Linked DNA regions of Homo sapiens: region 2 is linked to region 1. Evidence: chromatin contacts called from ENCODE Hi-C or POLR2A ChIA-PET data. All regions are on one chromosome and are shown on one strand. The core of a region is the stretch at or near the end of the contact, and the rest is flanking DNA. Distances in the headings are between cores, read along the strand shown. Region 1 overlaps ZNF496-DT (ZNF496 divergent transcript). Region 2 holds the start of NLRP3 (NLR family pyrin domain containing 3).

Evidence for each region. Hi-C counts contacts between places; a loop is a spot of excess contacts on that map. ChIA-PET counts read pairs that join two places held with the same protein, here RNA polymerase II (POLR2A). Pooled maps may share reads with other maps.
Region 2: a map of CD14-positive monocyte shows a loop between it and region 1 (4-fold over the local background). The contact joins the promoter of NLRP3 here to the enhancer-like site in region 1. A Hi-C loop is called at or near these places in 2 of 168 maps with a recorded cell type or tissue (both CD14-positive monocyte), 1 of 37 single-sample maps with no recorded cell type and 9 of 50 pooled maps. POLR2A ChIA-PET finds 5 or more read pairs at or near these places in 5 of 52 experiments (AG04450, CD4-positive, alpha-beta memory T cell, T-cell and 2 more).

The regions. Positions count from the first base shown.
Region 1 is chr1:247,369,619-247,372,854 of GRCh38, reverse strand. All of the region lies in intron 1 of ZNF496-DT (ZNF496 divergent transcript), which reads right to left. Among named protein-coding and RNA genes, the nearest start is that of ZNF496-DT, 39 kb to the right of the region's middle. Within about 2 kb of position 1,439, at least 2 of the 41 ENCODE cell types and tissues checked have a DNase peak (open chromatin) inside an H3K27ac peak, as active enhancers do.
Region 2 is chr1:247,414,820-247,417,939 of GRCh38, reverse strand. NLRP3 (NLR family pyrin domain containing 3) reads right to left here and starts at 1,767. Exons shown (of 10, transcript NM_001243133.2): 1 at 1,747-1,767.

The sequences.
Region 1 (3,236 bases), core at 190-2,689:
AAATTTGGCAGTGCCAGGGATGGGTCTATCACTCTTCTGGGAGGAAAACGCATGACCTTGCAATTTGTTTTAAGAACGACCATAGTGGGCTGAGCGCAGCGGCTCACGCCTGTAATCCCAGCACTTTGGGAGGCCGAGGCGGGCGGATCACGAGGTTAGGAGTTTGAGACCAGCCTGGCCAACATGGTAAAACCCCGTCTCTACTAAAAATACAAAAATTAGCCGGGTGTGGTGGCGCGCGCCTGTAATCCCAGCTACTCGGGAGGCTGAGGCAGGAGCACTGCTTGAAGCCGGGAGGCGGAGGTTGCAGTCAGCTGAGATTGTGCCATTGTACTCCAGCTCTGGGCGACAAAAACGAACAAACAACAACAAACAAACAAACAAAACGACAGGAGCGACCGGATCACAGGCTCAGGCCTGCGATCTCAGTACTTTGGGAGGCCAAGGCGGGTGGATCACACGAGGCCAGGAACATGCGAATCGCTTGAACCCAGGAGGTGGGGGTTACAGTGAGCCAAGATCGCGCCACTGCACCCCAGCCTGGGCAACTAAGCGAGACCGTGTCTCAAAAAACAAACAAAAAAAAAACAGGGCCTGTGCCTCTCCACGGTCACCCTTTACTAAATGTGCATGTGCGTGTTCCCACTAGTCCCGGGAATGGACGCCACGTCTCCGCAGCACCTGCACGGCTGGAATACCGCAGAATTGTGACAGGCATTGGAACCAGAGCAATTCCATCTTGAACATGGGCTGGGTAAATTGAGGCTGAGACCTGGAAGGCTGCACTCCCAGACAGTTAAGGCTTTCTAAGTCACAGGATGAGATAGGGGGTAGGCACACGATACAGGTCATAAAGACCTTGCTAATAAAACAGGTTGCAGTAAAAAAGCCGGACAAATCCTACCAAAACCAAGATGGCCACGAGAGTGACCTCTGGTTGTCCTCCTTGCTACACTCCCGCCAGCGCCATGACAGTTTACAAACGCCATGGCAACCTCAGGAAGTCACCCGGTATGGTCCAAAAAGGGGAGACATGAATAATCCACCCCTCGTTTAGCATATCATCAAGAAATAATCATCAAAATGGGCAGGCAGCAGCCCTTGGGGCTGCTCTGTCTGTGGAGAAGCCAATCTTTATTCCTTTACTTTCTTGATAAACTTGCTTTCACTTTACAGAGTCACCCTAATTCTTTCTTGTGCGAGATCCAAAAACCCTCTCTTAGGGTCTGGATTGGGACCCCTTTCCAGTAACAGAAGCACAAATACGGTTTTGTCGCCCACATTCTAGGGCTTCTGGATGTGCAAATACGGCTTTTCCCCCCGCATTCTAGGGCTTCTGGATGTGCAAATACGGCTTTTTCCCCCGCATTCTAGGGCTTCTGGATGTGCATTCTGGGCAGGCCTTAGATTCCAGGGTTAGCCACTGCAGTGACTGCTCAAGATCACTCCTTGGCCCCAGGCCAGACAGGGTGCAGAGGATGACTGTCCCAGGATGGATCACCCCAGAATCCCCAGTAGCAGCACATTACTTGTAAAAAACATTCTTTTCAGGATTTGTCCCACTCGAGACACTTTAATTTTAGAATAGGCTACACGACTGCTAATGAGTAGTAAGAGCAGACACTGTGCTTGGAGCCATAATAAACCCTCCTCCACTGGGAGTGCATCTTCACTTTCCCATTCCTGGAGGTGAGAAGAGAGAGTAGCTGAGAACATTCTGAGTTATGTAAGGCATACAACATTTATTTATTTATTTATTTTGAGACAGAGTCTTGCTCTGTGACCTAGGCTGGAGCGCAGTGATGTAATCGAGGCTCTCTGCAGCCCCTGCCTCCCGGGTTCAAACAATTCCCCGGGAGGCATACAAAATTTATCAGGCTCAGAGAGACAGCAGTATGGGGGGGCGGGGGCAAGGCGGGGGCAGTTGTTTAAAGGCATTTTGTTCCTGACTAGCTGCATCACCTATTATCTCCATGTTGCTAGCGTTTGTGATACAAAGAAAAATGTATAGCTAACCAATAGCTTATGTTATTTTAATGTAAATTTTTTATAAACAGCTGAGGAACTGCCTCTTTCATCCTTTAAAAACTCACTTGCAACTGCTGCTAATTGGAGGATATATTCAGAGCAACTTGAATCTATCTCTCCCGGCTTACAGTCCTCAAACTTGGCCCAAATAAACTCCACTTATATTAATTTTGCCTCAGTTTCTTCTTTAATCAACAAAGGGAAGGGAAGTGCCTAAGGGAAGTGGGGCTGCCTAAGAATGCTCAAAGCAAGCCCACCACTGAGGTCTGGGCAGAGAGTGATACTTCAGGCTTTACTGCTCCTCTCAACCTGGGAAATTTTCCTTTTGTTTTGCATTAAAATACAGTGGGGGCAACCAAACTCCCTCGATGAAAAAACGGATAAGGACAATTTGAAAAACACAAATAACTGAATACTCATTCAGCTTTTAAAAGACGAAATTGGCCAGGCGCGGTGGCTCACACCTATAATCCCAGCACTTTGGGAGCCCAAGGCGGGTGGATCACAAGGTCAGGAGATCGAGACCATCCTGGCTAACACGGTGAAACCCCGTCTCTACTAAAAATACAAAAAATTAGCCGGGCGTGGTGGCGGGCGCCTGTAGTCCCAGGTACTCAGAGGTTGAGGCAGGAGAATGTCGTGAACCCGGGAGGCGGAGCTTGCAGTGAGCCGAGATCGCACCACTGCACTCCAGCCTGGGCGACAGAGCCAGACTCTGTCTCAAAAAAAAAAAATTCAAAATTTTGTTATATGGACAATAGGGATAAATCTTGAGGACACTATGCCAAGTGAAATAACCAAGTAACAAAAGAGATACTGGGCCAGGTACGGTGGCTCACACCTGTAATCCCAGCACTTTGGGAGGTCCAGGCAGAAGGATCACGAGATCAGGAGATGGAGACCATCCTGGCCAACATGGTGAAACCCCGTCTCTACTAAAAATACAAAAATTAGCTGGGCGTAATGGCGCATGCCTGCAGTCCCAGCTACTCAGAAGGCTGAGGCAGGAGAATCACTTGAACCAGGGAGTCGGAGGTTGCAGTGAGTGGAGATCGCGCCACTGCACTCTAGCCTGGCGACAAAGGGAGACTCCGTCTTAAAAAAAAAAAAAAAAAGCCAGTGGCACAGTAATCATTCTCCTACAATTACCCATGCTATGTGAGTTAAAATAAAATTTTGTATGCTTATCTCCCTGTTAATCTGCCTAT
Region 2 (3,120 bases), core at 518-3,017, 45 kb before region 1:
GCCAGGAGGTGAGTAAGTGTGTTGATAACAGAACAGGACGTGGCTAGGGAGAGAGGAGAGAGAACATAAAAGCTTGCAGAGGAGGGGACAGTCTTTGACTGCACTTCTATCAACCAGTGGATTGAAGTGAGATGAAGCTGGGAGTGCATAATGGAGAATAATAAAAACATACATCCCTGTAATCCCAGCACTTTGGGAGGCCGAGGTGGGCGGATCACCTGAGGTCAGGAGTTGGAGACCAGGCTCACCAAACAACAGGGAGAAATCCCGTCTCTACTAAAAATACAAAAATTAACCGGGCATGGTACCAGGCACCTGTAATCCCAGCTACTCGGGAGGCTGAGGCAGGAGAATCGCTTGAACCCAGGAGGCGGAGGTTGCGATGAGCCAAGATCACACCACTGCACTCCAGCCTGGGCAATAAGAGCAAAACTCCATCTCAAAAAATAAAATAGAATAAAATAAAATAAATAAAAACATACATCCTTTAATGTCTCCTTGCAAAATTCGCAATTGTTATCATTATAATTCACATTAATTTAGAGCTTTCCACAGGCTAGGCACTCACTGATGTTTTTCCCCATCTAACCTGCACAGAGCTCTATGAGGTGCACCTATTCCTAGCCCCATTTTATAGATGCATAAACTGAGTCTTAGGGGGACTAGGAAGCCTGCCGAGGGGTTTAGAACCAGGAAGGAACAGAGCCAGGATTTTGACCAGAGATATGAGACCATGTCTTCCATCACTTGTTTCAGTCAGACAAAGACAAAGACAACAAAATAGATGACTAAAAGACACACTTCCCCAGCATTTATCACAGGTGTATCACTGCAGCATTCACCAACATAGTCTTCCCAACTAGACTGTGAGTTCCACAAAAACTAGCAATCACCTGCTGTATCTTTAGATCTTCCATATCTCCTAGAGTCCGGATGGATGAACAAGTTGGCTTTGTTTGGAATTGTTCCCTCCTTGATCCCTTGATTATACTCTATTTGGCAAAGCACCTCAACCTAAAGCCATAAATAACACTCAAGGGAGGCAGAGAGCCTGGAAAACGGTGGAGCTCTCCAAATTGGAATTTCTGTGACTGCAGTTCAATGTCAAGATGCCTCAGACTCACTCATCTCTCCCGTCCCATCTCCATTCCTGCCTATCTACTCCTCGCCTCCTGAGCCCTGCAAACCCAGCCCTGTGCATCCTGAGGTGACTGCTCTCCAGACAGCCCTATTAGCTCCGCATACCCTCCCAGCTCCTGCCCATCCTGAGGTGACTGCTCTCCAGACAGCCCTATTAGCTCCGCATACCCTCCCAGCTCCTGCCCCATCAGTCCTTCCATCTGCATCAGGATTCTGCCTTTCTTCTGTGCTCCTTCCACCCTAACACCAGCACAAAAATCTGCTGCCCTTTGGTCTTTAAGGAGGTTTGTTTCCTTCTGTATATCCCATCCATCTTCTCCCCTGGGAGGGATACTGGGCAAATCTGCTGAAGTCGTGGGTGTAAACTATGGTTGCTGCCGCTGTCCTCCCCGCTTCCCCCCGCCACATACACACACACGAACTTGCACACGTAGAGCCCAAATAATGATAAAAGAACATTCCAGAAATGTTGTTGAAGCACAACCTTGGAGACGCCAGAAGAAATTCCTAGTGCATTAACCAGGACAAGTTCTGCCCTCTGAACACAATCTCCCCCACTGCTCTCCCGGTCCTGTCGCCCACACTGCCCCGCGGAGCTGGACTTACCCAGATGCCAGCCTCAGGAACAGCTAGAGAGGAAATGCAATGAATTTATAGCAGTCGCAGCCCCAGAAGGGGCAGGAAGGATGTGGTCTCCACTTACATCAGAGCAGAGGCAGAGAGACTAATGGTTAATCACATAGCTGGATTTTCCAAATGGGATCAACAGTGTTGTCAAAACCGTGTCTCGGTTCCATACTGGGGTTCACCTTGCTCTCCTCTGAGGCACCCCACAGAAGCAGGGTGGGAGGCCAGTATGAGATGGGGCTGGGGGTCAAATCGGCAGTGCTAAATGGATGTTGCCTCTGACACTGCCCGCTGCAACGGCTCCACTGAGAGTGAGGGAAGTGAAACTAAGGACATGCCATGCGAGTGAGTAAAGAATCCAGAGCATGACCTGACCCAGCCTTCAAACTCCAGAGTCCATGCCCTGTCCTCTCACAGCAAGATGGCTGGAAGGCAGTACAGGTTCTCTCCGACATGTTCTACTTTTAAAGCACAAATTTTACTCCCTGACTCATTGACTCACCTGTTCCACTAACACTCACGGAATGGCTGGTATGTGGCAGGCATGCACACAAAGCCTCAGCTTGAGTAGCTTGAGGAGAGACACACACAGACCTACTCTGCAGCTCATGAGACGGCCGCAGGACCACAGACCGGCAAAGGCACAAGTTCAACAGAGCTTGGTGGGTGAGAGGCACTCGCTCAGCCTCTGGGTGAGTGAAAAGGACGAGCACCCAGTTCAGTGGAGGGATGTCAGCAAATGACTGGGTCTGTCTGTGCCTCATACCTGTAAAAGGGTGACAATAATTGCCTGCTACTTCTTTAGATCTTCCAAATCTCCTAGACTCAGGATGGATGAACAAGTGGTTTTGCTTGGAATTGCCCCCTCCTTGATCCCTTCATTATACTGCATTTGACCAAGCACTACATCAACCCAAATAACGGTACCTATCCTAGAAGGCTGTCAGAAAACACTGAGTGAATGGCTAAACGTGAGGCCTTTAAAACAGAGCCTGGCACAGAGAAGCTAGAATAAGCAGTTGGTTCCGATGACTACCACCTTTCTACAGAACTGCAGAGAGAATGCTCTACAACATGAGAGAGGCATCTAGTCCTGCTTAGGGGCATGACAGCAGACCTGAGTCTCCATGAACCAGGTGAAAGGTGTCATTCGGGGCTGGAGCTGAGGCAGGAGCAGCAAAAACTTCAGGTGCTGAAGCTAGAGAGAAAGCAGACCAAATATGCTCCAAAAGAAAGGAGCTCAGCCTGGGTGCAGTGGCTCATGCCTGTAATCCCAGCACTTTGAGAGGCCAAGGCAGGCAGATCACAAGGTCAGGAGTTTGAGACCAGCCTGGCCAACATGACGAAACCCCA